2 separate regions of the Homo sapiens genome follow, and region 2 is linked to region 1. Evidence: chromatin loops called from intact Hi-C (ENCODE). Cell type or tissue: gastrocnemius medialis. All regions are shown on one strand. Each heading gives the region's core, and the rest is flanking DNA. Links, peaks and the distances in the headings are about the cores only. Region 1 overlaps SCIN (scinderin). Region 2 holds the start of LOC105375161 (a long non-coding RNA gene).

Region 1 (16,848 bases), core at 6,243-8,742:
GTGGATTCTTTTCATTTTCTTTGAAACAGTTTTATTGAGATATAATTTATACACCATAAAATTCTTGCATTTAAAGTGTACAATTCAATGCTTTTTATTTGATGACATTTACCGAGTTGTACAACCATTACCATAATCTAATTATAGAACATCCTTATCATCCCCAAATGAAAACATGGAGGTCATGGTTTTTATATTAGGTTTCAGATGCAAGTGGCTCCATGAGAGTGACTGTGGTGGCAGAAGAAAACCCCTTCTCAATGGCAATGCTGCTGTCTGAAGAATGCTTTATTTTGGACCACGGGGCTGCCAAACAAATTTTCGTATGGAAAGGTAAAAAATTCCATTGACGATGCTGTATTTCAGATTTATAGATATTTCCTCTATAAGGGTAAATAAAATATATTTTTTGATTTTAAAAAAAAGCCCACCTTTTAATTAAGACATGATCTATAAATGTCTCACATAAAATGCAGCCATTTTCCTCCTACCAACATCATATACCAGGGATTATGGAGTTAAAAAAAAAGCATTTGGGCAATATAAAAAGAATTGTTTTACAAATAACGTTTTTTCCTGTATTGTTAAATACACTTAATATACCAGGAAATTTTTGCTATTCTTTTTTTTTTTTTTTTTTTTCCGTCGCCCAGGCTGGAGTGCAGCCCGCCACCACGCCCAGCTAATTTTTTTGTATTTTTTGTGGAGATGGGCTTTCACCGTGTTAGCCAGGATGGTCTCGATCTCTTGACCTCATGATCCACCTGCCTTGGCTTCCCAAAGTGCTAGGATTACAGGCGTGAGCCACCGCACCCGGCCAATTTTGCTATTCTTTCACTGCTGTATTTAACTTCAATTATAATCATGTTTATTATGGTACACAAGTATTTCTTAATCATAGAATGTCTTCCTTCTCTGAAGTTCTTTCTCTTTAATTTACCTTGTATTTTAGGTAAAGATGCTAATCCCCAAGAGAGGAAGGCTGCAATGAAGACAGCTGAAGAATTTCTACAGCAAATGAATTATTCCAAGAATACCCAAGTATGTGTGAAACTGAACTGGCTAGAAAAAAATAGAAAACATTGGAGCTCATGACATCTCCACGAAACTCATGAAAAAGTTTGGGTCAAAGTAACGTCTGTATGTGAAGTGATTCTCCACCTGCCTGTCTGCTGCAATCTGGTGTCCCTCTTCTTTATCTGCGTGGGGGTTAGAATTTTTTAGAAACTGCACATCAGACTTTCCATAGAGCTGCCCATTCACTTCCTCCACAGCCTTTAATTCAAGATAGTAAACCACAGTAGGTTTAGCTAAGAGCACTTAAGAGTTATTATTCCTTAGAGCAAGTTGTGCAGACTTGGCCTGAAACCCAGATGATATTTGTCTTCATCGAAATCAATTTAGACCCTGGCTAGTTACTCCTTTCCTTTCCGAATCTCTCAGCCTCATCTACTCTCCTCATTTTTATGTCCCTGCACAAGGAACACAATGAGATCATTTCTTCCAGGTCACAGAGCTCTTGTGAACCTTATGTAGAAAGACAAACTTATTTTACTGCAGGGGTAACATATTAAAGAACTTGATTCTTCTCTCAAATATTCAAATTCAGCGGCAATTACTTTAGTTGTGAGAAAAAGCAATTTTGGATTATATGAGCTTGATAGCTAAACCAGGATAATTTTCCATTTCCTTACTTTTGTCTCCACTGCCAGATTCATATTTTCCCTTAATTTCTTATTTTCCTGTTTACTATTATTATTATTTTAAATTTCAGATTCAAGTTCTTCCAGAAGGAGGTGAAACACCAATCTTCAAACAGTTTTTTAAGGACTGGAGAGATAAAGATCAGAGTGATGGCTTCGGGAAAGTTTATGTCACAGAGAAAGTGGCTCAAATAAAACAAATTCCCTTTGATGCCTCAAAATTACACAGTTCTCCGCAGATGGCAGCCCAGCACAATATGGTGGATGATGGTTCTGGCAAAGTGGAGGTATTTACCTGTTTTTGTTTTTATCAAGCCCATTAATGCCAGTGTATGTAGGGGGAGGGTGGGGGAGATCACTTGAGGACAGGAGTTCGAGATCAGCCTGGCCAACATGGTGAAACCCCACCTCTACTCAAAATACAAAAATTAGCCAGGTGTGATGGAGCTCGCCCATAGTCCTAGCTACTTGGTAGGCTGAGGCATGAGAATCGCGTGAGCCTGGGAGGTGGAGGCTGCAGTGAGCCAAGATCATAACACTGCACTCCAGCCTGGGTGACAGAGTGAGAAATGTGTGTATACACACACACACACACACACACATAAATGTGTATATATACACATATATCTGTGTGTATATATACATATATATTTATAAATGTATATCTAAATATATTTATACATATTTAATGGCTCTCCACAGCCTTCCTGAGAAGATCCATCTTCAGCTGGACCCTTGACCCTTTCCGTCATCTTGGCTTCACCCTTCCACTGCCTTGAGGACTGACTTCCCCTCTGCCATCTAGCTAATGTTCCTACGCCTCCTTGGCAACTCAGTTAAATCACAAGCCATACCTTTTCTGAGAAGGCTTCCCTCAGCGCTGAAGTGGCCTTTCTCTGTGCTCAACCTCTAGCGATACTTCTCACATAATTTATCATATACCTACCACAGAGTTGTTCATTTACTGCCAGATTTCTCCTAGAGCTCTCATCGATTCCTTGAGGACAGGAATGAAATATTTCATCTCTATATTCCTAGGGCTTACTACAATTCTTGGACCAAAGTATATGGTCAAGAAATTAGGGAAATAATTTTTCCTCTTTTCAAAGACGTGAAGCGTGAATCTAAGCGGCATGGGTGTTGGAGAGTGGGAAGTGCCAAGGGAGAAGGTCACAAATGTCCCTCATGGCTGTTGTCAGAGGGGTATTGACTTCTGGGTCTGCATCTGTCTCCTGCTCAGACATTCCTGCCAGAGCTCAGCCCTCCTGGCAAACTTGGTCCCCAGCACCAGCTGTGTCCTGGCTGCAGCCTTCTCCTGTGCCATCCTAGGGCTGCTGAAATCTGGGGGCTCTCTCTCGGATCTTGTGCTCTCTCTAGGATCTAAGGCTTCTGCTCACTAGGATAGTATGGGGTGGCCTCTCTCTAGAAGCACTGCACTGTTCCTGTCCACTTGCTTATCTTCAGATTTCAAAGCAAAGAGTCTGCCCTTCCCAACTGAGAACTTAGGCAAGTGTGCGCGCGTGTGTGTGTGTGTGTGTGTGTGTGTGTGTGTGTTTGCTTGCATGTACACACACAGTGCCTGGCAGCCTCTCCTTCGTTTGTTACTCTCCTGTTTCATCTACAATTCTCATCTCTCCAAGTTGGAGGGTGTTTAATCTGTGCTGAAGATGAGGAGGCAGAATGAAAGTGGTTCTGCCTGCTTTTCTCCCAGCATCACATTTCGGTCTTATTCCTGGATGGCACCTTTTAAAAACAGAAGTCATATTATTGGCATGGTCTTAGTCTGTTCAGGCTACTATAACAAAAGTACCATAGATTGGGGGTTTAAGCAGAAACATGTATTTCTCACCAGTCTGGAGGCTGGGGAGTCTAAGCTCAAGGTTTTGATGGGCTCAGTGTTTGGTGGAGGATCCACTTTCAGGTTCATAGACTTTTTGCTGCATCCTCACATGGTGGAAAAGGAGCTAGAGAGCTTTCTGATTATAAGGGCACTAATTTCACTCATGAAGGCTCCAGCCTCATGACCTAATTACCTCCCAAAGGTCCCACCTCCTAATACCATCACACTGGAGGTTAGGATTTCAACATACATTGTGGAGGGACTCAAACATTCAGTGTGTTGTAGCATTTTTAGTATTTGGTCACAGTCTATCAAGTTTTGCCTGGGAAAATAATAGTCCGCTATCTTAAAGCACAGGGAAAAAAATATATATATATGTTATTTCATAATTGAAGAAAAAAATTAACTATAAAATAGATATATATTTCTGAGCTGAATCTTGCAGTTTTTTATTCCACTGGAGTGTCATGTTATTTCCACTAGTAGATGAAACAATAAGTATTTATTAATCAATGGGCTCGGAACTGAGCTTAATACTGTAGAGGAAGCAAAAGACACATAAAAGTAGTTAAAATGTCAATAAATTGGCAAATCGATAACAATTTCTTTGCTTGATTTGTAAACTAGTTAATAAATAATTTAAAAGTTGTTTAATAATGGATTTGAACCAAAAATTATTTAAAGCTTATGAGAAATATTATTAGATCAAGAAAATTGTAATTTGTTGTATATATTCCATTCCTTCCAGATTTGGCGTGTAGAAAACAATGGTAGGATCCAAGTTGACCAAAACTCATATGGTGAATTCTATGGTGGTGACTGCTACATCATACTCTACACCTATCCCAGAGGACAGATTATCTACACGTGGTGAGTTTATACGGGTAAAGATCTCGAGTTCCACAGGAGCCAGATTTTGCTCCAAAGTATTAAATTCTATGCATTATGGGGTAGAATAATCCTATAATCATCCCAGTGAGATTTGTATAGCATGCATATAGTATTTTCTTTTTACATGATTTTGACTATGTTTTGCAGTTGCCATCCACAGGCAGCAGGAGTCACATAAAGATCATGCTATCTAGTCTAGGCAAAAAGTTTTGATATCCTAAACCAGTGATGTTCTCCTAGTGGATATGTAGTTGAATATCTCATCTTGTATGCAGGTTAACACTGCAACAGCAAGTGTCAGGTACCATGGTTTCTTATGGTTAAAATTCACAGAGGTCCATCCTAATTGGAACTGCAAAGTTGCAATATGGCAAAACCTGTAGGAGATACAATTTGTGATTCCACTGATACCTCAACTTGATGCAATTCTTATTCTTGTTTCCATTAAATTCACAAGAATAATGGAAAAAATATGCAACTGTGTTTTCATATTACATGGTTTTGCATGATGATTTAATTGAAGTCTAAATTTGCCAATGCCCTGCTCAAGGAGGAAATGATCAAATGTCCAACCAAGTAATTTATGTGCATACACCATGCTAGGATATGTCAAGGGATAGGGATTCTGCAACAAATTATATAATGTGAAATTCTCTAACTTTTTATTAAGTGAAATCAGGTAAAAATAGAATATTGCTAAGACGGCTGGAAAAAAGAAAATAATTCTTAAAAAAGATCTTCAAGCAGAGAAATGTGGGCTGTGGGCGTAAGGTACAAAGGCAGGGCAGACGCCTACCTTTGCCTACATAGTGATAACAACCTATAATAGGTATATAGAATATAGATGCATTCAGTCCTCTGCTGATATGGTGACATTTCTTTTTGGTGAACCTCACACCGAGACAGTCACATGCATCCCCATAGTCTGGTCATCCACACTGCCCAGTGCCTTGAGCCCAGTCAAGTTCAGGAGATGGGATGACACCAAAAGAGTGGTCTGGGAACTCGGAGGTATCAATATCACCTGGGAGCTTCTTAGATATGTAGACTCTCAGGCCCCACCTTTGACCCACAAAGGCAGAACCTGCATTTTAGCAAGGACCTCAAGTAATTCATATGCACTTTAATGATTGACAGGCACTGCTTCAGGCAGTGGTTTAGAACACTGACTGCATATTGGAATAACCTGGACAATTTCTCATAAATCCAAATGCTGTCACCCACACCAAATAAATCAAAATCTCAGCTGGGGGGAATCCTGAGATTCTAATCTATACCACCACATCGGTGTGAACCACCACCGCACCCAGAACACTCTGACGCCACAGTCAATCCATATGCTGTCCTAGACGAATGCATTTAGCTATTTAGCTCTGCGATTAACATGTCGTCTTAATAGCAACCATTCTGTGAGCAGCATGTTTGCACTGGCAAAGTGCCAGATGTTTCCTTGTATTTTTTATTTCTTTCCAAAAAGAGTGGAGCAGGGGAGATTAGACAGATTAAGTAATTTAACTCAAAGTCACAGCTGTTGTAACTGGTAAAGCAACATTTTAAATCTTAATCTATTGGTCTCTTTAAGGCCTGAGTATATCAATACCAGGTAGTTATGTCCTTATTTTGCAATTTCCTTTTCTAAAATTTTAATTCAGAAAAGTGTTTGTGCAACAAAATCATGGCATTTATAGGGATAAATTAATTATTCCCAGTTAACTTTTCTTTTGCATTTTATTTCATGGTCTTCCTCTTAATTCTCTTTTGAATATGAAAAACATAATTGATTGTGGTACTTACATTAAACGAAAAAAGACTAAGCAAGTAATGCAAAAGAGTGTTTTGAGGAATTAACAGTTTGCAACCCATATAAATGCCTATGTGGACATATTAAAATAGAATAAATCAGGTTACAAATTTTAAATGCTAAATTTGAGTTTTAAATAGTAGCTATTTCTTGTATCATTTGAAAGTGTTTATTGAGCACTTTATGTGCCAAGCATTGTACTAATTTCTGGAGATACAGTGGTGGAAAGAAAACTATAACCCGTGCCTTCAGGAGCTTATACGTAATGAGAAACAGATGATTAACAGGTGTTTTTAGTGCAATATAAAGGATTTTATGTAAGATCAAGTTGAGTGATCTTTGGATAATTATATACAGACCCTCCACCATACCCCTAGGCTATTGGTTAAATATTTGTACCCTCTAGAACTCATGTTGAAACTTAATTTTCAGTGTGGAAGTATTGGGAGATGGGGCATTTAAGAGGTGATAGCTCTCATGAATGGATGAGTTCATTAATGGATGAATGGGTTATCATGAGAATGGGGCCAGTGGCTTTATAAGAAGAGAAAGAAGCCTGAGCTGGCATACTCAACCCCCTCACTGTGTGATGACCTGCACTGCCTCAGGAGTCTGCAGAGTCTTTGCCAGCAAGAAAACCCTCACCAGATGTGATCTCTTGACTTTGGACTTCTCACCCTCCATAACTGTAAAAATAAGTTCCTTTTCCTTATAAATTACCCTGTTTCAGGTATTCTGTTATAAGCAACAGAAAATGAACTAAGACAGGCTCCTAGAAAAAGTGACATTGAAGTGGGAGATAGACAGGCATGCAAATAGAGAAGTTGATCCAAGAAATGCAGGAAAATAGTGTGCTCCAATCTACTCGTCATAGAGTATGGCTGAAGAACATTTAGGGAACAAAAGATAAAACGAGGGAAATTAGAAGGAGCCAAATTGCAAATGGCCTCATAAACCATGCTGAAGAGGACAAACTTTATTTTTAAGACATTGGGGGTCACTCAAAGAGTTTGTATGGGGTGTTATATGATTGGTTTTCATTTTATTTTATTTTATTTTATTTTATTTTATTTTATTTTATTTTATTTTATTTTATTTTATTTTAGACAAAGTCTCACTCTGTTGCCCAGGCTGGAGTACAGTGGTGCCACTCTTGGCTCATTGCAACCTCCGCCTCCCGGGTTCAAGCTATTCTCCTGCCTCAGCCTCCCGAGTACCTGGGATTAGAGGCGCACACCACATGCCCTGCTAATTTTTTGTATTTTTAGTAGAGATAGTATTTCACCATGTTGGCCAGGCTGGTCTTGCACTCCTGACCTCAAGTGGTCCACCTGCCTTGGCCTCCTAAAGTGTTGAGATTACAGGCATGAGCCACTGCACCTGGCCTGTTTTTTATTTTAGATAAATTATTCTGATTGACATGTACAGAATGGATTGGTGGAGGAAGGCTAGCAACAGGAAGACCACTGGGAATGTGTTGCAATAATCCAGCTGAATGATGTGGCCTGAATTTAGTGTAGTGACAACAGGGAAGGAAAGAATGAAACAAATTTGCAAGGTGTTAAGGTATTGGCACCAGAAAAACTGTTAATGGGGAATGGAGAAGACAAAGTTGAGGATGACCCCTGGGTTTCTGGTCTGAGCATAAATGGGTAGTGTTTTATTTCCTGAGATTAAAAATCTTAAGAAGACAGGTTTGGCCCACACTGTAAAAAAATGCAAAAGGAAAAAGAGAAAGAGAAGGCACCACATCGGTAAAAGTTACTGTCTTTGGAATGCGGCTGGAGGGGATGGTCATTTAGCTTTCTTCTTTCCAATTTGAAATGTTCAACATTTCCATCATAAGAATGTATATATTGGGGGGATATCAAGAATGTAAGTTAGATACTTCAGAGTCCTTGTGAGTCTTCACCATTTGAAATCATGGATGTGAAGTATGTAAGTTTGTTAGTGTTGTATGGTTTGTGGAACTTCAAAAGCTTCCATAAAGATAGTGAAGAGGCTTTCAAAAAATAAGCAGTTCCGTTGAAGACTGGCTTTTAAATTAAACAACTTTCCAGTTTATGTGATAATTTCAATACAGGGACATAAACAGGTTAAGTCCAAGAGGCAGAGTTAAAGGTGAGAAACTAGAATTAAATCAATTATGAAATCACTTGTATGCTGAAATGACAGGACAAAAAAAAAATTCAGCAATGATATTTTATCTGAAATAACAGGTAATTAAAATTGAACAGATGACAATGATGAATCTCTTGAAGTAGTAACTCCCATTTTTACACAGCACTCATCTTTAATGAGCAACAACCACCACAGGTTTATAAAGAAAAAATATGTCAAAGTAGATTGCTTTTTTTGTTCAGTATACAATTTCAGAATTAGAAACAAAGAGTGACTGCGTTATTTCTTGATTGGAGTGGAATACTTGAATCTGTGTGGATGGCAGTTTGGTACTTGGGATCCAGAAGAGAGGTTTAAGATGAGTAGAGAAGTATTTGTTCAGGGTGTCATGAGGCAGAACTTAGTGATGTTTTGCAGGTTTGCTAGTTGAAATACTCCAAAAAAATAAAAGGAGCAAAATGAAGACAAAAGTTAGGTAATATTGTCTGTTCGGTGGTTGGATTTCTTCCCTCCAGAATAAAAGCAAAATGGAAAGCAGACATTTTTAACAGCTGGAAGCGAGAACTCAGGAAACCACAGATGTGACAAAGAAACAATGCATGATAACAGACCCTGCGGTGGCCCATCATCATGCAGCTCTGTGTAACTCCTCACCTTGTGCTTCCAGTGCACACAGATGTGTTGGCTAGCATTATAGGCTCTTGGGAAATGTAGGCTATTGACATTAAAACACTACGTTTTTAGTAGTTCCTTTATTAGGGAAAGCATTTTTTATTTTCTTATCAACATTTGTGTGCATGTTTTTTTTTTTTTTGCACCCCTCTGTAGAACATTTTTACATCAACCATTTGCCTTTTCTGGTCCAGTGGAAAATTCTGTGATAAGATACACACCCTGTTCCCAGTGTTTTGGGCGGAGGGGGGTGGGTATTGCCCAACGTGGCAGGTTATTTTAATCTGTTCCGAGTATGGAACAGTTTACTGTCAAAGTTTTAGAAGAAAAGATATATTAGGATTGGTGCAAAAGTAATTGTAGGTAGGCCGGGCATGGTGGCTCACGCCTGTAATCCCAGCACTTTGGGAGGCCGAGGCAGGTGGATCACCTGAGGTCAGGAGTTTGAGACCAGCCTGACCAACATGGAGAAATCCCGTCTCTACTAAAAATACAAAATTAGCCGGGCATAGTGGTGTATGCCTGTAGTCCCAGCTACTCGGGAGGCTGAGGCAGGAGAATCACTTGAACCCAGGAGGCGGAGACTGTGGTGAGCCTAGATCACGCCATTGCACTCCAGCCTGGGCAACAAGAGCGAAACTCCATCTCCAAAAAAAAAAAAAAAGTAATTGCGGCTTTTGCCATTACTTTTAATAGCAAAAACAGCAATTACTTTTGCACCAATCTAATAGTTAACTTTCAAAGTCTAAATCCAAGTTTAGTATTCCTGCTGCTAAGCTAACCACTAGTCAAATAGAAATGGGAAACCTGGCTAAAAATAAATAATGCTCAATGAATGCTTTTACCATGTTTGGGGCTTTGTTTTGTTTTTTTACTGTCTTCTCTACAAGCTCATCAAACAGCAGATCTCCCACAAGTTGCTTTACAGGTTAAGGTGACACAGAGTTAACAGCCACAAGCCACCCTAGAAAGAGAGGCTACGAATGAACTGGACATGTTGATTGACCCTTATCTGAGTGTTGGAAGTTTAGCCTCTTGTATAGCCTTATTAATAATTCCTTATGGTGGGAAGGGTGCAGTGCCTCACCCCTTTAATCCTAGCACTTTGGGAGGCCGAGGCGGGTGGATCACCTGAGGTCAGGAGTTTGAGACCAGCCTGACCAACGTGGTGAAACCCCGTCTCTACTAAAAATACAAAAATTAGCACCTGTAATCCCAGCTACTCAGGAGGCTGAGGCAGGAGAATTGCTTGAACCTGGGAGGTGGAGTTTGCAGTGAGCCAAGTTCACGCCACTGCCCTCCAGCCTGGGTGATGAGTGAGACTCTGTCTCAAATAATAATAATAATAATAATAAATAATTCCTTATGGAATTGCTAAGATGACAAAATGGGACCTCTCCATTGTCTACTTCTCATTATTATTTTCTTGATTTTTCTGGGTTACAGACGTTTGGTTCATGCTCACCAAATATTCATAGAAAGACAAAATGCTGGCTGGGCGCGGTGGCTCATGCCTGTAATCCTAGCACTTTGGGAGGCCGAGGTGGGCAGATCATGAGGTCAGGAGTTTGAAACCAGCCTGGCCAACATAGTGACACCCCCATCTCTACTAAAAATACAAAAAATTAGCCCGGTGTGGTGGCAGGCGCCTGTAATCCCAGGTACTTGGGAGGCTGAGGCAGGAGAATCGCTTGAAGCCGGGAGGTGGAGGTTGCAGTGAGCCAAGACCACACCATTGCACTCCAGCCCGGGCGACAGTGCAGGACTCCGTCTCAAAAAAAAAAAAAAAAAAAAAAAAAAAAAAAGGCAAGAAAGACAAAATGCCCCTAACATTCAACCTAATAAGTTTGGCTCGTATTTTCATCTCAGATGGATTATTTTTCACTGTAGAGGTGTTTTCTAAAAAGCAGGCAGCTCCAACTTAAAATCAGGTGAACCCAATTACTTAGCTAAATTATGTAAGAAGCAAAAGCTCAATTTCTTTAACATGGAGATAAAAATGCCTACCATATACAGTTCTAGACAACACATAGGACAATTAAATGTTAGATACCTTGACAAAAACAATAGCTTAACAGCTTGTATCATGTTAAAACAGTTCGCTTCTTCTTGATCTTTCATAATAACTTGTCTCTGCTTGCAATGCCTACATGTGACGATCTTAAAACTTAAAGGCAAGCTAATTCGTTTCACTTTCATTCCTCTAGGCAAGGAGCAAATGCCACACGAGATGAGCTGACAACATCTGCGTTCCTGACTGTTCAGTTGGATCGGTCCCTTGGAGGACAGGCTGTGCAGGTTGGGATATTTTTACCCCCAAAACTCACACAAGTTAAAGTCTTGCTAGCTCAATGGATAGCTATAGCTCCCTCCCAAGTTGGGATAGAAATTTGACATTTTCTTGATATGAACTGTGTTTTCATTTTGAAATTCAAATATTCCTACTCTCATTTCAAATTAGTTATCTCAGATTCTGGAAAGGAGGTAGCAAACAAAAACAACAAAAATCTATCAACAGGTGTAAGATTCCAAAAGAATCTTCCCAATAGAATCACACCCTATGTCAATGATAGCCTCTTGACATTAAAACGGTTTTATCTGTATTACTGTTTCCAGCTGTTGTTCAACAGATACAGTAGGCAGAATAATGCCCCCAAGGTGTTCATGTCCTAATCCTCAGGACCTGTGAGTGTGATATGTTACAAAGCAAAGGAGAATTAAGGTCGGAGATGGAGTTATGGTTGTTCATCAGCAGATCTTAAACTAGGGAGATTATCTGGGATTACTGGGTGGGCCTAGCGTAATCACCAGGGTCCTTGTAAGTAAAACAGAAGCCAGACAGAGTCAGAGGGATGCAGCATGGGAAAGACTCAACCAGCGATTGCTAGCTTTGAGGATAGAAGGAACAATTACATATTATGTAGTTGCAAATTGCTAGAACGAGGATATCGAACATTCCCAACACAAAGAAATGATAAATATTTGAGATGATGTTATGCTAGTTACCCTAATTTGATCACTATACATTGTATGTACCCCATGAATATCTACAATTATTATTAATCAATTAAAAAATAAAATTAAAAAAAAAGAAGGTGGAAGAGAGTCCCCAGCAAAGGAATATGGGCAACCTCTAGAAGCCAGAAAAAGCAAGGAATAGATTGATTCCTAGAGCCTCTGGAAAGGACTATAGCCCTGCAATAGCTTGATTTTAGCCCTGTGACTAAATTGTTATTCCAGATTTTAGCCCAGTTACTAAATTAGCCCCATAACTCATTTCAGACTTATGACCTCCAAAACTGTAAGATGATAAATTTGTGTTGTTTTAAGCCACTAAATCATAGTAATTTGTTACAGCAACAATGAGAAATAAATACAACAGTGCAGAACAAGCACAGATTAACAATTCGAATTAATAGGTTAAAAAAAGATGCATTTTCTTACACTCTCAAATCGTAAACATGCGTAAGTTATGTTTTGCACAAGTAAACAGAAATAAATCTTGATAAAATAGCATGGGTCCTTATATTTCCCTTTTAGGTACCAGAATCTTTACTGAAACAAAGTCCAACACCCAAAAGTGAGGGAGGAAGTGGTGGAGAGGGAGAAAGGATGAACAGAAATGGGAGGGACAAAGAGAAAAGACAGGGAGAAAGGGGAAAGAAAAGGGATAGGAGGAGAGGAGAGGGAAGAGAAGAGAGGGAAATCATGGAGGAAGAAATGAGACAAGTAAGGAGGAGAGGAGGGGGAAGAGAAGAGAGGGAAATCATGGAGGAAGAAATGAGACAAGTAAGAAGGAGGAGAGAAGAGGAAGGGCAAGGGAGAGGATAGTGTGAGAGGGAGGAGAGATTGAGAGGGAGGAGAGATGTATTTTTTTACTTGGGTATTTCTGAAATAAAAAATTACTTGTCGAGAATGACTGAATCCAAATTCAAAATGAAAATTTCATGTAATTATAAATGAGTCAACTTTTTAGTATATCTATCTATCTAACTTATCTATCTTAGCTATCTCTATCTAGAGACAGATTAAGATAGAGAAAAAGGGACAGGAAGAGATAATATGCTGTTTTATTTATTATAAAACTTTAAATGTTATACAATATCAGACGATATCAATGTCTAGTTCTAGATCTCCTCACTGTGTCTAAGAGACTGCTGTTTCTAGCCTGGTTCAATCTTCTGTACTCTCCTAAGTTCAACTGCTCCTCCTTTTATATTTATGGTGGAGTATCTGCTACTTGTTTCAGGACGCTTATTAGTTACCATGAAAAAGTTTTTGGGTCTTTGTTTTTTAGATTCCCTTACTGTATAACTGACATACAGACTTCAAGAAGACCCTATTTTCCTCTAGTGTGCCCCAATGTGTCCGTCTGCTTTCTCGTTCATTCTGTGAGAGAGTACTTTCTTGTTCCTTTTTCCTACAGCTAGCTGGAACTATCTCTCTCCCTCTCTCTCATTCCCTGTGTCTTCCTAGCTGGAGCTGCACACACTGCTGCCTGTTTTCTGCCTGCCTGTTGTCTTTGGCCAGTTTCTGAGAAGCCATCTGCTCCCATCTGGTGGGAAAAGCATCTTACAGATTAGAGTTCAAACTGAAAGCAGGTGCTTACTTGGCCAATGCAGTGATGTTTCTGATACAGCAGCATTAAACACTCCCTTTACATGGTTGTGCCTGTTTAACTTCCTCATTCCTGATGTCAAGGGAGCTAAGACTCTATATGGTACAAAAGGGTTTTTCTGTCTTGTTTTCAAATCTTTGTAAGTGTGTAATTGCTTATTTTAATGTAATAATTAAATAGAGAGAGGCAAGTTAGACACTTCAGAACATAAAGTATAAGATGTGAAGGCTGAAGTTGGTCTTCCAGCTGGTCTCCTTTCCATCTTGATACAAGTTAGTAGATACAAAAATCAAGTTAAATCTAAATTTAAAGGCGCATGTTAACTTTTTAAAAATAAGTTAACTTGCTACTTTTAATCAATAAATTAATGAAATGACTGAATTCTTTAAATGCACTCAATTCTATGGAATTTAGTTGATCTTTAAGGTATTACTTACCAAACTATTAAAAAACTATGAAGACATGCATTGTCTTACATATTTCATATTTCATAGTACTATATTTGATGCACTCGATTAATGAGTTACCATGAATTGTTAGCCGGTTGAATCCTAAATTGACAACAAAATGGTAATTTTTAGTTTAATCACTAGATGGCAGTAGCTTACAATAATGCATGAAAAAACTAAAGTATTGCGGTTTTCAACGCTCCTTTGTAGAATATATTAACCATATTGAACATATTTTAATCAGCCTTTTTTCTTTCTTATTCTCCTTTGACAGTAAGGGATGGGCCTTAATCAGTGTTTCTCTTTCTCTCATGTTGGCAATTAAAGTTTTCTCCATGTTATATGAAATGCTAAGCTAACAGTTTTAGGTATTTGTGAGACTATAACTGACAAAACGTTTCCATAATTTGCTGCTCACTTATTTGAATGCCTACTAATTGAAATATATTTATGAAGTCAATTATTTTCAATGCCTTTCGGCCTCCCTATATGCAGGTATGTATATGCATGTAATGAGTACATGCATCAGCATTCCCATTCACCTGGCTTCTAGAAAAAGACAAACCAGGGGAAGTGAGACAGTTCAATTTTAGCACAGGGCAGAACAAATGAAAACAATGGGAGACTGACATGAAATTTGAACTCTTTATGTAAATGCATCAATAGTTTGTGTGAGAAATAGGAAATTCTAATCCAATATTTGGGGCTAATAAATAAAATCAAGAAAATAATTTCCCTTTTTTTTTCAATTTCCTCATCCTGAAAAGTCTTTATATTGTATTTTTTAAAGTTTCTTATATTGAGCATATCTACTATTACATTTCTATAGGTAAGTTAAAAAGTAGAAAACATATTCTGTTTATTTTTGCCCATTTTTAGTGCTTGCATAGCAATCTTTGTGTGTGTGTGTAATTTTTTTATTTTACAAATACAGAGATATAGAAATAATGGGTATGATTTGGGGTCATCTTATGTTGTGAAGCATTTGAATGCACATCTCTTAACCTTCTGAACCAGATCCAAAACACGTGAGATTCTAGTACCTCTGTAAATATCTGTAAGTGTTACTGGTGCCCTTGAAAGAAGAGTGATTTTCACATAAGGTCGCAGACACCAGCACCTTTTCTCTTTCGGAGATGTAGATGAACAGACTTACATCTTCATACTTTTCAAAAACAGAAAGTATTGGAGCATGGTGATGTTTCCCCTGACAAGAAACTACTCATGGACACCGTGCCTGCGATAACAAAAGATTCTCAAGTCAACAGGGAAAATTAATTATCATTAACCTATATGTTCTGTTAATCATCATTCCTCCTGCTCTTGACTTTTTATTTTTTGTTTTATTTTCAAAAAGACAACATAAGAACACATTTGGAACTAAAACCTTCTTTCACAGCACTCTTAATTATATTTCTTTTATTCCCCCTCTCCCCCATCAGATCCGAGTCTCCCAAGGCAAAGAGCCTGTTCACCTACTGAGTTTGTTCAAAGACAAACCGCTCATTATTTACAAGAATGGAACATCAAAGAAAGGAGGTCAGGCACCTGCTCCCCCTACACGCCTCTTTCAAGTCCGGAGAAACCTGGCATCTATCACCAGAATTGTGGAGGTAATGTCATGCATTCCATAAAACATGCCCTAGTTATGGACTTCCCAATGGACCTGAGCCATCAGCAAATATTAGACTTTAAAAACTTGGCAAATAAACTCCCTTCATTCCTATAATTAATCCACTGTTCAAAATTTTAAAAACATTTAAAGCAGGAGAGTTGAGTAAAAAGTAAAACTCCAGATACCAGGCCTTTCGCAATTTTCAATTACATTGAACCCAAACAGATAAATTTTTAAGAATACTGTCACAAATTAGCTGTCAAAAGCGTGAGGCTGCTTAAGCTCCATCTTGAAAGGCCTTAGGTGGATAGATCATGGGTGATGGTCAGGTGACTGATCACACTGGAGACATTTGAGAGGGAAGGCCCTCGTTTGCCCAAGTGTAACAAATATGGGAGGCATGTCCCACCACACTGGACCAGAACCATAACTGAACTGGCCCCATGAGCTGTTTCTGACAGCAGCTGGGATCAAACCCCATGCCATGGTGCCATAAGATAAGAAGACCTCCAGGTATAGACAAGGCCAGCCTGCCCAGGTTTTTAAATGGCTAAGTGCTTTCACCTTAGGACAATCCTGTCACCCCAGTCACCATTGAAATCCAGGTCTTCCACATCACCCTTACGCTGCCTGGCATGCTCTGCATATCAAGCCTGGAGCTGTCCCTCAAACTTGCCCTCCATACAAGTCAATCAGCAGACCCCTTAAACTTGGGTTGGTCATCTCATCCCTCCACCTGCAACTTCTTCTCTAAGCCTCCCTCTCCCTGCACCTGATTTCTCTACGACTGTCCTCTGAGGACAGATTCCCTGGCAGCCCTCTCAAGTGGAACTTGTGTTTTCCCAAGACCCACTCACCATGGCCTCAGGGATGGGGCTGGACAAGTTCCCTCCCTGCTCACCCTTACCTCTTTGATTTTATCTTGCCTCTCTCTTTTATATCAGACTTTCCGTCCTCTAGACCTCTTGTGCTTTCATAGACTGAACTGCCAGTCCTCCTCTTCTTTGATGACTTCAGCCATTATCTCACTATTTCCATCTCTCCGGCTTCTCTCTTCCAGCAGTCTTTTCCTTGACCGCATTTCATCTCACACTCACATGGTCCTATACTAAATTTTGCCATTTGCAATAACTATAGC
Region 2 (16,848 bases), core at 8,067-10,566, 1.1 Mb after region 1:
ATGATAGGCATACCATTCTTTGCGAAATAATGCTTTAACATAATTTTTGAGTTATGATGCTAGTGTATATCCAGCCCTTTTGTACTTCTTAGATAGCATTCCTGGCCCCAAAAGTGTGGTGGGTTTCTGTCAAGATCTGCACAACAATGGAGAGATTGAAAGAACCTATGCTGGTATTCCTGCTTAGAAAAGAATAAAACACGCTCCTATGCTGGTATTCCTGCTTAGAAAAGAATAAAACACGCTGTGCCGATTAGTATTTTAAGTTTTCTAAGTGTTCTCGGTGGTAGGTTGAAAAAAAGTAATATGAGTTAGCAGGCTTAAAAATCTTAAAGTACAAAAATTTTTATAACACACTCACATTTATTACTTCAGTAATAAGATGTGTATGTCAACTACATATCATATCTTTACTATTAAAATGTAAATTCATTGAGGGAGAGGACCTTGAATATTTATTCTTGTTTCCCATACATTTCTGCATGCAATAATATCCTAATAATTATTTACTGAATGAAGAGTGATAGATGAATAATGAATAAATAAGAAAATAGAGCAAGTATAAAATTAGAGGAAAAGAAATAGTTAAGTAAATAGCATGTTAATTTATTTGCAGAAGTAGGATTTCTTGTTAAGAATATAAAAATCAGCTATGGCATTACAGATGGACTGTAAGTACTTAAAAAGCAATAGATTAACTGTTGAATTAGATAGCAAAATATAGATAGTAGATAATATGCGTTCTCATAAAAATAAACAACATCTAACAGGAGACTTCTCATAAATAATTTGATACAATTTGAACAAACCTTAATTTTCAATAGAATAAGAATATTTGAAAAATGAAGAATGTTGAAGTTTTACTGTTCTTTTAATTCATTTTTTAACATGGCATGTAATGTTCTTATTAAATTAACTAACATCTTATTCTTTTCTCTGTAGCAAGAATTAAATTTGAAAGACCATATGAAGAAGCACAGTATTTATCCAACCAACATTAAAATGTCACTCTGGGAGATTATTTCAAATTACTTTTATAGTTTTGAATGATTTTTAATATTATCATTGATAAACCATCTAAGTTATAAGTAAAATATTTCAAGTTTAGAAAAAAGACTGTTGGGCCAGGTGTGGTGGCTCACACCTGTAATCCCAGCACTTTGGAAGGCCGAGGCAGGCGGATCACCTGAGGTCAGGAGTTCAAGACCACCCTGGCCAGCATAGTGAAACCTCATCTCTACAAAGATACAGAACTTAGCCGGGCATATTGGCGGGTGCCTGTAATCCCAGCTACTCAGGAGGCTGAGGCGGGAGAATGGCTTGAACCCAGGAGGCGGAGGTTGTAGTGAGCCGAGATCACGCCACTGCACTTCAGCCTGGGCGACAGAGCGAGATTCCATGTCAAAAAAAAAAAAAAAAAAGACTGTTGAAGATTTTATGTCATTTTTCACAATACACTCAAGGTTCTTACTACTCTAAAAGTGCTTTTACAGTTTGTTAGGCAACTAACATACCATTTAAAATAGATTGAACTCTCTATTTACTCAATATACCATATCAGTTTCAAATGGTTATGAGTAGTGGTTTAAGAAAGTACCATACTTTAAATGTAGCTTTGATAAATATTTACAAGAATGGCTCTAATGCATCTGACAGATACTTCCATTAAAGGATATATATTTGTGTGGGGTGGCTTTATCTGAGGAAAAAAGCTTACACTAAAAATAAGATAGGGAATATATTGACAAACACATTAGAACATATTGCCTTCTATAGTTTAATATCACATTTGATGTTTAAAGAGTTGACCCTCATTTAGCTTGAAGTTACAAAATATCACTTGGACTAAGTGGCTAGAAAATAGAGCATCAGAAATAGTAATCATCTTTATTACCTAGAAAATACAGAAATGCCAAAAACTTATTAAATCACAAAATATTATGTCTAAGATTTAAAATAGCAATAGCAATAATTTAAAAAGATATTTTTAATGAGGAAAATATATTACTATTCTTATTAGTGAAATAGTTCTAATTTATCTACCATGATGAAATCATATATGGGAGATAAATTATAAGTATATGCATATACATAATCACTCTAATTATTTCAAGACTTTTGAGCAGCAGTATCTTTTTTAAGTAAGCTATATATTACTATTAATTCACTGGGCAGTGCAATTACAGGGAATTTTCTTCATTTTTGTTTAATCTATCTTTTCTAAATATTCTGCACAGAAAATGCATTACTATATAATAAAATTATTTATATTTAAATACACACAATGTAAAAAAGTTCCACTGGCCGCTTTTTAAAAGCATTGTTTTTTAAACATTATTAACTATATCTAGTTATATTTTTATATTATAGTTACTAAATATATGACTGAAGTATTAGTAATAAGATTTATACATTCTTTTGTGCCAGTAACACTTAAACTGTCCTCAAATCTATAATGTATGCTTATTAGAATTAAACATCTAAATATTATATAATTATTGATATACAATTTTCCTTAAAAAATCCATTGATCTAAGTTAAATAACAGGCAACCAGAATCCAAAAGTATTACTAGGCAGGTGGTGAATACTAATAAAGTTTTTAAAAAGATCTTTGCTAAAAAGCTCAAATGAGTGATACTTGAAGAGTAAGCTGGTTGCATTTGAACCGAGGATCTACGTGTGCAAAATCCACTTATAGAAGTTCAGAGTTCAGCTGTGCAGCTGCATGTTCAAGTGAAAGATAAACTCATCTCCAAATTGTTGCATGGCTATTTGTTTTAAGTTTGCATTTGCAAAAACTCTTAAGTAGACAGTTTAAATACCTTTGTTAGCTATACCTTTTGTTAGAAGACACCTGGAGTATAAAAATAAAGATTTAATTAGAAAAATGTGTGAGGTACTTGGGAAAGAAAATGAAAAACAAACTAACAAAAAAAAACCAGGCCTTAGCTTCTGGGTAGCCCCAGGCCCCTGCAGCATCCTGCCATTAGCTGTGCATCCTTGGGTGAGTCACTTTATCACCCTGGGTCTCCATTTCCTCATCTGCAAAGTGAGACATTTGGATTTCATACTAAATTGTTTCCAGTTAGAAAATTCAATAATTTGATAAATTATAACAGTTTGTCACTGAAAAATGTTCCTCTACCAGTAACATAAAAACATTGAAGTTACTCTGAAAACCTTGTCTCAGACACCTTTTTCTACTTCTTGGAAATTAGAATGCACACTGTAGATGGTCCTTTTCGGATTACATGTTAACTTGAATGAGAAGAAAAATATTATCCTTGAAGATTTATGCAATTATTTTATCAAACCTTCTAGCTTCACTCTTGATAAAGGCAAATCCAACTACACTAAGTCATCTGCCCGGTTCGTGAGCCATCAGTGAACACGTGATTATGCTTTCTCATTCATCTTATGCCATTGCTTTCTCCAATACTGCAGACTGGATTAGAAAGGGTGAATTTAACAAGAACTTGTAAAATAAAATAGTAAATCTTTATAACAAGTTTGCTTTGTGTTAAGTATGTGACAAACAATTATTTATAACTTTAGCTAAGGCCAAACCTGTACAAGTATAAAATATCAAGTAGCTTTTGTCATAAAGTTTCTATGATTTAGAGAATTTTTAAATTCACATCTTAAGAATTTTACAAAAAATGTTTTGTTTATTTTCAAGCAGTTATTAATACTAGAATTTTTGTTTTTGTATTCAAATCAAGTCCTCCTCTGTAAAAAAATGTACCAAAGAAAGTTGGAATACATACATCAAAAAACTATCTTTTTCTTGAAGATTTCTACTTTTTCATTATATAATACATGCTCATTGTCAAGAGTAGAAAGTAAAGAAGTGTTTAAGAAAAAAAACTTCAATTATTTATTCTACTACCATTTTTAAAATATTTTCCCATCCTTTTGAAACATATTTGAATAGTATACCTTCTGAAATAAAGCATATGTACACATTATTAAATGCAAACATTTGCATCCATACTATACTTATCATTTTATAGCTTGTGTTTATATTTATAACATTTTTCATATTTAATAGCCTTTAATTATATATCTAAATATTAAAAATAAGCTATATAACACCTCTTGTTCATTAAATGCTTATGATATGCACTTAATGAACAATGTTAAAGACATATATATATATATATATATATACACACACACATATTTTGTTCTTACTCATCTAAACGATCTTTTATACTTCAGGGATCTAAAGCTTTGAATTGACTTGCTGAAGGTCAAAGTCAAAAGATGATGAAGTTGGAGTTCAAACCTATGCTTATCTTCAGAGTCTACATTCTAAAGCCATCTTTACATTACCTCCATTTTTAAAACTTGCCTCTATAATTTTCCACCATACAAATTTTAAAACTTAACTGATTTCCATTTTTCAATGTTTAGCTTATCTCCTTATTTCTTTTACTTGTCTCACAATGTGTTTAAAAACATTTTATGCACAAATGATTATGTCAATCACCGATATTTTCTAAGAATGCATTTCTATGCCATGCATACATTTGCAGTTATTTATATATAATTGTCTACCAATTTGCACTTCCACAAATGATTTTATGTTTCAGAATTCTGAATGATGCTTTCCCCTTACCTGAAAACTTGTGACTATATAGGTCAGTAGTTTTTAAAATTACTATTAGTTTTAAAATTAGACAAAACTATACAATAAGTAACTTCGAAACATTATAATGTCAAAGTCATGGGTTTATACTCATAAATCAACAGGAAAGATTTAACTACCACACAGGAGTATGCCATTTTCTATGGAAAATTTAATTCTGGCTCTTTGGTATGAGTGCATTAGCACATTCTTCAATTAAGCATGAACACAGAACTTCTAACATTACGATCCATGAGTTATAGCAGGCTTCTCCTACAGGAAAAACTTCTAACCAAACCATACACACAAATACAAACACAAACACATACCACACATGAGGAAATGAATGCCGAAAAGCATCCAAACACACCGCACGTAGCTCCAAGGATCCACGTAGTCATAGAACTAACTAAAAAAATACTGCTATCAATAAACAAAATTTACTACGCTTAAGAAAATTTCAAAGCTTTTTTTCCTGAACAAAGCATACATAGTTTCAGAACTATATAGTTTTCACAGATCACCTATGTTAGACCTTTATTTCCATTATATAGCCAATGTTGTTGTTGGAAATGACATCCCTATTGCTACTGTATTTAAGGTTATCAGCCAGCCTTAAATCTTAATTCTGTAATATGAAACAATTAACAAACTTATAATTTCTCTTTAGAAACTTTAAAACATGGCATTGTTTGCATGCAGAAGGAAAGAAACGTACAGGTGCCTAAGAAAATTTTTGACAAAATATTTTTAAAGTCTAGAAAATTTTTCTCTCCATTGCTTGAGTAGTGGCCTTGTTTTGTTTGGTTTTCTCCAGCCATCATTGAGTGAGAAGGTTCTACCAATATCTTGCTATAAATTTCATTAGAATTTACTTTGAAAGATTCTAAGCATAACGAAGATACTATATTTTACTGTCAGTGACAGAGTATGCATCTATTGTACCTGCTAGTCAGTTCTAATGATGGTAAATGTATTATACTTGGCTCTCTGGGGTGGCAGAGAAGCCTTATTTATAGCTTTTGCTTATATCCATGGTGAAAATATTCCCATGATGACCTTTATACTGCATACAACGTGTGGAAGAGATGTTCATGATTATATCCAACAGGAGACAGCTTCAGCGTCACTGTTGCTAACCAAATTACTGACCAGTTACAAAACCAGCTGGAGGTGTTTAGAGTTTTTAAAGAAAAGCCTAAAATTAACTGTTACATATAGAAAGAATATTAGAGATCAGAGAAATTATATGCTACTTTTCATATAGTTCAAGTCTTACCATAAATTAAAATATTTGAGATTACTCTAGTAGGTAATTTTTTATTCCCTGAAATTAGGTATGGCAGCAGCTTATTTTCTCTCTTACTTTGCCTCTTTTCCTTTCTCATAGGTCCGTTTATTTGTAACTTCAAAAGATCTTTACATTAAAGCACTCTAATTTCCATTTAATCTGTTACTTTCACTTTGATGTTGCTTAGTTGATTAAAGTAATTTGGAATCTCAGTGCTATGGAATGTGATTAGGAATGTCATATTTCTAAAGGTTATTTTGTTAACATTTTGCACATTGAATTTTGATCAAATAGTAGATAAAAATATCATTTATCCATCTTATTCTATGGTAATTGTCATAAAAATATAGCTCTAGTTTAAATTAATAATTGGTCTAGCAATTGGAAAAATAGCAAATCATTTTATTTAATTAGATCTTTTCATGAAAACTGATTTGAAGAAATCTTAAAATATGCTTCATATTTCAGGAAATGATAAGATACTTTAAGCTTTGCCTATTGATTTTCTACTGGAGGATGGTAGACTGGGGAAGGGTAACTTTAATGTGAAACTTCCATATAAAATGTGTTAATGTATTCTCTGAGATCCCACCCATAGAAAATAGACTATTTTAATTCTATGCCCTTTTCTATTTTCTTCTAAACAGGGAATCTGGTGTCACTAGGTTACTGCAGTTTAAGACAGATTGCCTTTGTCCAACCTTTCCGTGTTTGCCAAGTAAATAGTAAATAACTGGACAGTATCTTTGTGATTAAAATGATCTTCCAAAATAGTTTCCTCCACAAGATACTCCAATATGTTTCTGCATATTTAAGTAAGCTAGACTGTGTCTCTAGGATAATTTATTTTAGACACCTGAAGAGTTCATAAAGTGCTACAGAGTGAAATTATTATTTGAGTTGTATCATGTATCAAATTCCATATGAAACTGCTTTTCTTCTAAGACTGAACCAGGAAGAAATTGAATACCTGAACAGACCAATAATGAGCTCCAAAACTGAATCAGTAATAAGTAGCCTACCCACAAAAAAAAAAAAAAAAAAAAAAAGCCCTGAAACAGATTCACAGCTGAATTTCACCAGATGTACAAAGAAGAGCGGTTACCATTTCTACTGAAACTATGTGTTAAGAATTGAGGTAGAGTGATTCTTCCATAACTCATTATACGAGGCCAGCATCATCCAGTTACCATACCTGCAGAAACACACACACACAAAAGAAAACTTCAGGCCAATGTCCTTGACGAACATTGATGCAAAAATTCTCAACAAAATACTAGCAAACCGAATCCAGCAGAACAGAAAAACTTATCTACCACAATCAAGTAGGCTTTATCCCTGGGATGCAAGGTTGGTTCAACATACGTAAATCAATAAATGTGATTCATCACATAAACAGAACTAAAGACAAGAAGCACATGATTATCTCAACAGATGTTGAAAAGGCTTTTATTAAAATTCAACATCCTTCATGTTAAAAACTCTCAACAAACTAGATATTGAAGGAACATACCTCAAAATAATAAGAGCTATCTATGACACACCCACAGCCAACATTATACTTAATAGACAAAAGCTGGAAAACTGGCACAAGACAAGCATGCCCTCTCTAACCCTCATTTTCAACATAGTATTAGAAGGCCTCGACAGGGCAGTCAGGCAAGAGAAAGAAATTAAGGGCATCCAAACAGGAAGAGAGGAAGTCAAACTATCCCTGTTTGCAGACAATATGATTCCATATCTAGAAAACCCCATAGTCTTAGCCCAGAAGCTTATTTAACTGATAAGCAACTTCAACAAAGTTTTAGTCCAGAAGCTTATTTAACTGATAAACAACTTCAACAAAGTTTTAAGATGCAAAATTAATCTACAAAAATCACTAGCATTCCTATACAGAAACAACAGCCAAGCCAAGAGCCAAATCAGGAATGCAAACTCATTCACAATTGCCATTAAAAGAATAAAATATTACGGAATACAGCTAACCAGGAAAGTAAAAATCTCTACAATGAGAATTACAAAACACTGCTCAAAGAAATCAGAGGTGAAACAAACAAATGAAAAATCATCCCATGCTCATGGATAGAAAGAATCAATATTGTTAAAATTGCCATACTGCCCAAAGCAATTTATAGATTCAGTGTTATTCCTATCAAACTACAAGTGACATTCTTTACAGTACTAGAAAAAACTATTTTAAAATTCATGTGGAATAAAAAAATAGCACAAATAGCCCACACAATCCTAAGCAAAAAGAACAAAGCAGAAAGCATCACACTATCCAACTTCAAACTATACTATAGGGCTACAATAACCAAAACATGGTACTAGTACAGAAATAGACACATAGACCAATGGAATAGAATAGAGAGCTCAGAAATAAGGCTGCATATCTACAGTCATCTGATCTTTAACAAAACTGACAAAAACAAGCAATAGGGAAGGACTTCCTATTCAATAAATGGTGCTGGGATAACTGGCTAGCCATATGCAGAAGATTGAAATTGGACCCCTTCCTTCTACCATCTACAAAAATCAACTCAAGATGGATTAAGCACTTAAATGTAAAACCCAAAACTATAAAAACCCTGGAAGACAACCTAGGCAATACCATTCTGGACATAGGAACTGGCAAAGATTACATGACAAAGACACCAAAAGCAGTTGCAACAAAAGCAAAAATTGGCAAATGAATCTAAAGAGCTTCTACACAGTAAAATAAACTACCATCAGAGTAAACAGACAACCTACAGAATGGGAGAAAATATTTGCAAACTATGCATCTGACAAAGGTCTAATAACCAGAATCCATAACGAACTAAAACAAATTTAGAAGAAGAAAAACAACTCCATTAAAAAGTGGGCAAAAGAAATAAACAGACACTTTTCAAAAGAAGACAGGCACACTGCCAACAAGCATGTAATAAAAAGGTCCATATCACTGATCATTAGAGAAATGCAAATCAAAACCACAATACCATCTAACACCAGTCAGAATGACTGTTATTAAAAAGTCAAAAAACAGCAGATATTGGCAAAGTTGTGGAGAAACAGGGAACACTTATACACTGTTGGTGGGAGTGTAAATTAATTCAACCATTGTGGAAAGCAGTGTGGTGATTCCACAAAGACCTGAAAACAGAACTACCATTACTGGACATATACCCAAAGGAATATAGATTGTGCTATCATAAAGACACATGCACACTTAGGTTCATTACAGCATGGTTCACAATAGCAGAGACATGGAATCAACCTAAATGCCCAACAATGTTAGACTGGATAAAGGAAATATGATACATATACACCATGGAATACTATGTAGCCATAAAAAGGAATGAGGTTATGTCCATTACAGGAACATGGATAGAGCTGAAGGCCATTATCCTTAGCAAACTAACACAGAAATAGAAAAGTGAATGCCACATGTTCTCACTTATAAGTGGTAGCTCAATGATGAGAATACATGGACACAAAGAGGAGAACAACAGACACTGGGCCTACCTGAGGGTGGAGGAAGGGAGGAGGCAGAGCATCAGAAAAAATAACTATTGGGTACTAGGCTTAGTACCTGGGTAATGAAATAATCTGTACAACAAACACCTATGACACGAGTTTACCGATATAACAAACCTGCACATGCACCCCGAACCTAAAAGTTAAAAAAATAATAAACTGCTTTTCTTTGACAAATAAAGAAACTACAGTATGCAGTCCATGTTTATTTATATTATGCTAGTTGCCTATTCCTTGCATATCTACATAAATTCACATAATTTTAGAAGTTTGCATTTCTAAATTTAAATCAAATTTAGAAATTTGAAGCTACGAAATTAAGTTTGAATATGGAAAGCATTGGGACGTTTATCTCCTTACAATCAGATGTAAACACTAGTTATGAATATACTTTTTTCAGTCATACACCAATCATAATAAAATATTCTTTTTAAAATTATTTTTTCGAGGATCATGCTGAAGTATTTCACTGATATCCTACATATGGACACAAGGGAGAGAAAGAAAGCTAAAATGGGAAGCATCAAATATTTAGAAAGTATGGACCATCTTTAGTGAATTCCAAAAAGCAACACAGCATTAGGAACTCTGTCCTCTGGAAAATCTTGGAGAGATGAAGATGTCCCAATGTGAACAGTCTTATTCTCTTTTAAGTGTCCTACCATACAGAACTTTAACTTAGGCCATTTATTTATTTTACTTAATTAAATTAGTCAATCAGATGTTTCCACATGAGCCTTACCAGAGCCCTACTTATCATCAGGAAAACTTCTAAAGAATGGGACAGAACAAAACTCATGTTATGTACAGAAGAAGGTAGCATGTATCCAAAGGAAGAAAGAAAGAAAGTAAAAGAGAGAGAAAGAGGATAGAAATAGAGAGAGAGAGACAGAAAGAAGGTTGAGACAGAGGGAGGGAGGGAGGGAAGGGGGAAGGGAAGGAAGGGGGAAGGGAAGGAAGGGGGAAGGGAGGGAAGGAGGAAGCAAAGCTGACCACGACTCAGTATATTTAACATCAGGAAATCAAAACTGAGGATAGAAAAATGCGCAAAGTGAAGGAGGTTTTTTCAAGATTACGTGGTTTATGATAAACTAAAGAATGAAAGTTGAAGAATTAAAAGACATAAACCGAACTTTATTTTTTATTCTAATGGTAATGATGGAATTTCTGATCAAAAACAATCTTAAAGAGAGTCAAATGACATATGGGCTTATAAAGCTTTAGCATACCATAACCTACCACCCTTTTCAGGCACAATGAAAAAAGAAGTTGGAAAAGCATCCACCTATTGCCTGCATGTAACAGAGCTCTGAGAAATCAGCCTTTTAATAAAAAGTACAGTCCTCAAAGTCTAAATGCCTATCTAGCCCTTTCATATTATGATACGTTCTGTTAGAAATCAGTTTTCTTTCTTGCCTTTCATGCATTATTACTTCACATTAGTTCAATTTTCCTTTGTCTTGCTTCTAGGTTTTTCAGTCACCCAACCTTTTCTTTTATGAAGGCCTCTATTGTTTTTTATAATTATCACTGTAATAATACAAATGAGTTTATCAAACTTGTTTCTCAGTCTCCTTTTCTCCATGAGTTGGTAATTAATTTGTTAACATGTTGGCATCATGTTTTCCATGAATCTGGCTCCATCCATGAACCACTGAATATCCTCCTGCATTTATGATGCTTGCCTCAAATCACTGTTTCCTGACTTAGTATTTTCTGGCATCAAGACATGAAACAAAAAGTATCGGCTGGGCGCGGTGGCTCACGCCTGTAATCCCAGCACTTTGGGAGGCCGAGGCAGGCGGACCACGAGGTCAGGAGATCGAGACCGTCCTGGCTAACACGGTGAAACCCCCTCTCTACTAAAAATACAAAAAAATAACTGGGCGTGGTGGTGGGCGCCTGTAGTCCCAGCTACTCGGGAGGCTGAGGTGGAAGAATGGCATGAACCTGGGAGGTGGAGCTTGCAGTGAGCCAAGATCGTGCCACTGCACTCCAGCCTGGATGACAGAGCGAGACTCCGTCTCAAAAAAAGAAAAAATTAATAGTATCATAACTATATCCCACATCTTTATGAAATAAGCTGGTTTCCCTCAGAGCCACCAGTGCTGCTGTGTCATAAAATCTGATAGATACTGCCCTTATCATTATTTCTGAAAACACCACAAACTTATTTCAGTTATACAATCTATGTGACTTGTGTTTTTATCTCAAGGGTAATCTCCCTTACTTAAAATCTGACACATTTTTAATTAATTTATTTGTTTCTACATTCATTCAAAACATACCAAGATTTTTATATTGCCAGGTTCTTTATAAATGCTGCAAATATGACATGAATAGAGTAAAGAGGTCCTTTGCCTCATGAGATGATAAATCTATTTTCTAGAAATGACAAATTTTTAACAAGTAATTCTATGTGTGATAAATGCAATAACCAAGAGTGCTCTAAGTGCTTTGCAAGCAAAAGTTAAGAAGTCAAATTTGGTCTTGAATTTTATATTGAGGATATTTATTCCTATTTAATTAGATAAGGAACACTGAAGAAAGAAGAGGTTGCCTTAAAGATAGCAGTCAGGATTGGCTACCTAAGAGGGCCAGTAGAAGATAAAAATCAGAGCTCCTTATACAAAAATTATTATGAATTTTAAGACTGCAATAGCAGATCATTAAACCAAGTGTGTGATCCCCAAAACGTGAGGTCCTGTGCGACTGCACATGTCACATGCCATGAAGTCAGCCCTCACGCCTATGAAGCATCCAGGAATATATGTCAAGCAGGCAGTAGAGTATACCAGTCTGGAGCTCAAGAGAAATATTTTGTTATAGACATTTGCAAGTTGTGACAGATTAAAGATAGCCATAAATTGTCACTCTAAAAAATCAAGAAATGGAGTTTATTTATCTTCCTCCTTGAATGTTAGCTGGCCCTATGATGGTTTAATCAATACAGTGATGTAAAAGTGATGTTGTGGTAGTTCTAGGCCCAGCCTTTAAAAGCACTGCTGCTTCTCTCTTGAAATGCTCACACTTGGGACACTTTCCTCCAGAACCCAGAGGCTAAATGGATGTTCACTTTTAGATGACAGCCCCAGCTGTCCCAGCGAATAGGCAGCATCAAGTATCAGCCATTTGAGTGAACCATTTAGATGTTCCAGTGCAATTGAGCAGAAGAACCACCCAGCTGAACCTAGTCAATCCACAGAACCATGAGAGATAATGAAATGGTTGTTGTTTTAGGCCATGAATTTTGCAGTAATACACAGCAATAATAACCAAAACAGAAATTAGTGAGGTGCTGAAACAACAAAAAGCTAAAACATTTGGCATTGGCTTTGGACCTAGAAAGCAGATAGAAGGTAGTCCAAAGCAGACTGCTAGTGAAAAATGGAATGATAGGGAGAAAAATGTTTTTGATGCTGGAAAGGAGGAAGAGGGCTTATGTTTTTTGTGGACACAAAAAACAGAAAATAAAGCAAATGAAAATTTTTTTTATTTTATTGAGCAGCAGAATAGTGAAAGTGCCAACTGTTTTTCCTGAATAAAATAAGGTATATGTAGAGAGAGGAACTTAAAAAAATAGCTTTCAAACAGGATCTAGAGGGAGTATTTCTTAACCAAGACTTGTTGGGAATTTTTCTTATTCCCAGTCTCCCTCAACAAAAGTCTCTCAAAGTAAGAAATTACTTTAGGACAAAGATCAAATCCAAGGCACTGTCAGTAAATGTGCAGTTTCAAAGTCAAGATCTCAGATATGTGGCTATAAGAACTTTTTGTTAAAAACTCAGAAGGATTTGACATTTGTAAAAAACTCAGGTGTGCCTCTTTGAAACTTTCTTCTAGACAATGAGGCTTCTATAACTCTCTGTTCAAAGTAGGGAAAGGCCTTTTATAAAGAAACTTTGGTGTCGCTTTTGTCCAGGAAAATGGCTTATATTTTTATACTCAGGAAAACCACAAAGTATCTATAGGAAGTGTACCAATTTGTACTAAACAAACAAAGAAAAACAGTGACAGTTCAAAAATTAAGAGATCTTTGAGACACTCAATTTTCAACAAAAAGAACACAGCCTGAGAAAGTCACTCAGCTACACATGTGGGCTGTTTCTTAGGGAAAAGAGAGACATATGGAAGAGCCAGAAGCCCAGAGGAAAAAGCTAAGAGGCAGAGAGAATCAACCCAAGAAAGCTGGAGGAAACCCTAACCAAGGAACCCACATCTGCTCACCTAAATTTCAGGATGTTTATGAACCAGTGGCTGCTATTTGCCACTGTACTTTTGGAATGCGTGTCTATCAAATTCTATTGTCCTTGTCTCACTATTACATACTGAGTTTGTGGGGGCCAGATAACTTGTTTTCTAGTTCATAGCTCTTCATCTCAAGAGTAGCCTGAGGTGCCTTATTCACACCTGGATCTGATTTAGATAATGGAATGCTGAACATTGAACCTAATTCAGTCACAAATTGAGACTTTGAGGGTCATGGGGAATGGTCAGGGTATTTTGCATGTAGAATGAATTTAAATAATTTATGACTGAGGGATCACTGTTGTGGGCTAAAAATGACCAAACACGTTTTATTACTCTTTCCATCAACATGTGGCATTTATTTTCATTCCCTCTTGAATCTGGGTTGGCCCTGTGACAGCTTAAATAGAATGTGGTGGAAGTGATGATATACCAGTTACAGACACACTTTTTAAGAGGATTGCAGCATCCAGGTCCCCCTCTAAGGTTTCTCATTCTTGGAACAATTCTTGGAACTCACCCATCATACTGTGAGAAACCCAAGCCACATGTATAGGACACATGTTGATGATCCAATTGACAGTCTCAAGCGAACTCTTTGCCAATAACCAGCATCAAATGCTGCCAGGTAAATGGGAAATCTTGGCTGTCCCAGCACAATTGAGCCCATAGATGATGCAGCCAAATCCAATTTATAAGAAACAAGCAACCCCATTTAGTCCAGTCAACACTAAAAATAGCGTGAAATAATGAAATAGTTAAGCCAGTAACTTTTGGAGTGGTTTGTTATAAAATAATAGATAATTAAAATAGGAGTCAGCTGTGTATAGAGGTTAATGAAGCCATGAGATGGTTAAGACAATCAATATGTGACATGAAAGAAAAAAGGCTATCTTAGTCTGTTTTCTGTTACCTGAATTCCATAAACTGAGTAATTTATAAAGAAAATAAATGTATTTATTTCTTACAGTTCTAGAGGCTGATAAGTCCAAGCATATGGTGCCAGCATCTGGTGAGGCCTTCTTGCTGTGTAATCTCATGGCAGAAGAGTGGAAGGACAAGTGAGCACATGCAAAAGGGATTGTACAAGGTGCTGAGCTGGCTTTATTACAACTTGCTCTTGAGATAACTACCAACTCTGATGATAGGACCTTAATCTATTCATAAGGGTGCTGCCTATGATTTGATTACCTCTTAAAGGCCCCACATCTTAATACTTTTACAATGGCAATTAAATGTCAACATGAGTTTCAGTGGAGACAAACATTCAAACCATAGCAAAGGCTTAGAATAGAATCCTAGGAATTCCAAAATTGCCAGACAGAGAAAAAGATGACAGCTACAGAATCTGTGAAATATGTTCATCAAAGTAAAAAGAAATCCAGACAGTCAGTGACCTGTGAGCCAATGGAAGAGAGAGACCACACAGGTGAGTGCCAATGAGAGATCAAATGAGATATAGGTCATAGTTACTTGTTCTATTAAATGACATAGAAGATAAAGGTGGCCTTAGCAAAAATAGAATTTCAAACTGTTAGGGAGGAAGCCAGACTGGAATTAGAGAGGTAGCTGAAGAATGACAGGGAATGAGTAGAGAGGAACAGAGAGTATAGGTTCTTTTGAAGAGCCAGGAAAGTTGGCATGAAGAAGCTCAATATCTCTTTCTGTCTCTCATTCTCACTCTGTGTGTGTATGTGTGTGTGTGTGTGTGTGTGGTGGGGAGAAGGAATAAGAGACAGAAATCTTGAAACATTAAAATTATCATTAAATGATGGTGAGAAGGAAAGAAATATAAAAGTTATGGTAAGAGAAAAATATGAGTAATATTTAACTCTTTCCAGAAAGGATCCTCAAACCAAAGAACATCCATTTAGGCACTATGGCTAGTGTTCAAACACACAATAACCTCAAAATAACACTTGCTGTCAAGCAGAATTTGTAAAACTGAGCTGAATAATCATGGATTCAAAGGAATTTATTTCCTGACATATCAAAATGGCCTTGTTTAAATCATGTAATCGAGTCTATAATAAAAATTTAATCTTAAGGTTTTATAGCTCAAAAAAATCTGTATTTTAAATTTTTAGGCAGTTTCTTCTAAGGTGAACAATGGTATTTACCTTTTGGGTAGAACATGACTTATTTTTGGAAGTATTGCTTGAGTAATATTAAGAATTAGGAAATATCTACTTGCTGATATGAGAGTATACAAAAATGTTTGCTTGACAAGCTTCCGAGGGCTCTGTAAGATTGTGGTGATATCAGATAATGCCCTTCCCAAATGTGTCTGCTCATCAATGAATTTACACACATGCATAACAGCTTCCTGGGAGCAGAATGGCTTGTACCTGGTTCTGTCTCTGAGTGTTTCAAAGATATGGAAGCATGTTTGATGAAAGATCATGGAATAGCAAAGAAAAATAGCACCAAAAAGGCAAACAAGGCAGGGAAAGATTCTAGACTAGTGATTTGGGATCAACACAGGACAGGATGATTAGAGAGAATAGCTTCCTGTGCACACTATGTAGTTTGATGCAGAAGCCATCCTGATCCAGATGCCCTGGTACTGTGGGGCGGGACCTTGGAAAAATTACCCAGAGGATGTGAAGTGAAAGTTTTGTTACACCATTCTTCAGAGTGAAGGCAGTTTTCCTACAGAAACCTTCAAAAAAGGAGATGCATCCTTCCTTGTTCCTGGCAGTCTTGCATTTGAGGAAATCAGTATGCTCCAACTTAGGTGAGTTAGGCCACTGGCCAATTTTTTTTTTTTTCTGTAGCCCTCCTCTACTCTGAGTTCCTAATTCCACTTGTTCTGAATTTTTTTTGGTGACGCATTGTCTCCATTATTGAACTTAGTCCTTTCAAAAATTAGCAAAGCTGGGAATTTTCATCCTATTCTTTTCCTACTTTCAGAACTTTGAACTTTGAATTTTCAGGAAGCCATGAAGAATGGAGTAAGATTCTAGGACCAGTTAACAAGAACATGTAAAATAATTTGTTTGTAAAATAATCTTATGAGGCTAAAGCACAAGCCAGAGCAGATTTTTTTCAAAATGCATAAGCAACACTTGTTCAATTCCACCTGCTGCAGTTAAAGAAAAGTAAGCAAAAGGGAACACTGACAAAGTAATTATTTCTAGCTATCAAATGTCCATTCATTG

The links. Peaks named below come from ENCODE experiments on the same cell type or tissue, not always from the same donor. Only the 100,000 strongest peaks of a DNase experiment are listed, where the experiment ranks them.
Region 2: a loop joins it to region 1, with 13 times the contacts of the local background. A loop is called at or near these places in 4 of 110 quality-filtered maps.

The regions. Positions count from the first base shown.
Region 1 is chr7:12,624,810-12,641,657 of GRCh38, forward strand. SCIN (scinderin) reads left to right here. Exons shown (of 16, transcript NM_001112706.3): 6 at 201-333; 7 at 953-1,041; 8 at 1,775-1,990; 9 at 4,292-4,413; 10 at 11,236-11,326; 11 at 15,538-15,708. Among named protein-coding and RNA genes, the nearest start is that of ARL4A, 54 kb to the right of the region's middle. RefSeq lists a silencer at 15,555-15,849. In gastrocnemius medialis, for the core only: no CTCF peak of the experiment used is centred there; no DNase peak of the experiment used is centred there.
Region 2 is chr7:13,703,120-13,719,967 of GRCh38, forward strand. LOC105375161 (a long non-coding RNA gene) reads left to right here and starts at 9,571. Exons shown (of 4, transcript XR_007060216.1): 1 at 9,571-16,848. In gastrocnemius medialis, for the core only: no CTCF peak of the experiment used is centred there; no DNase peak of the experiment used is centred there.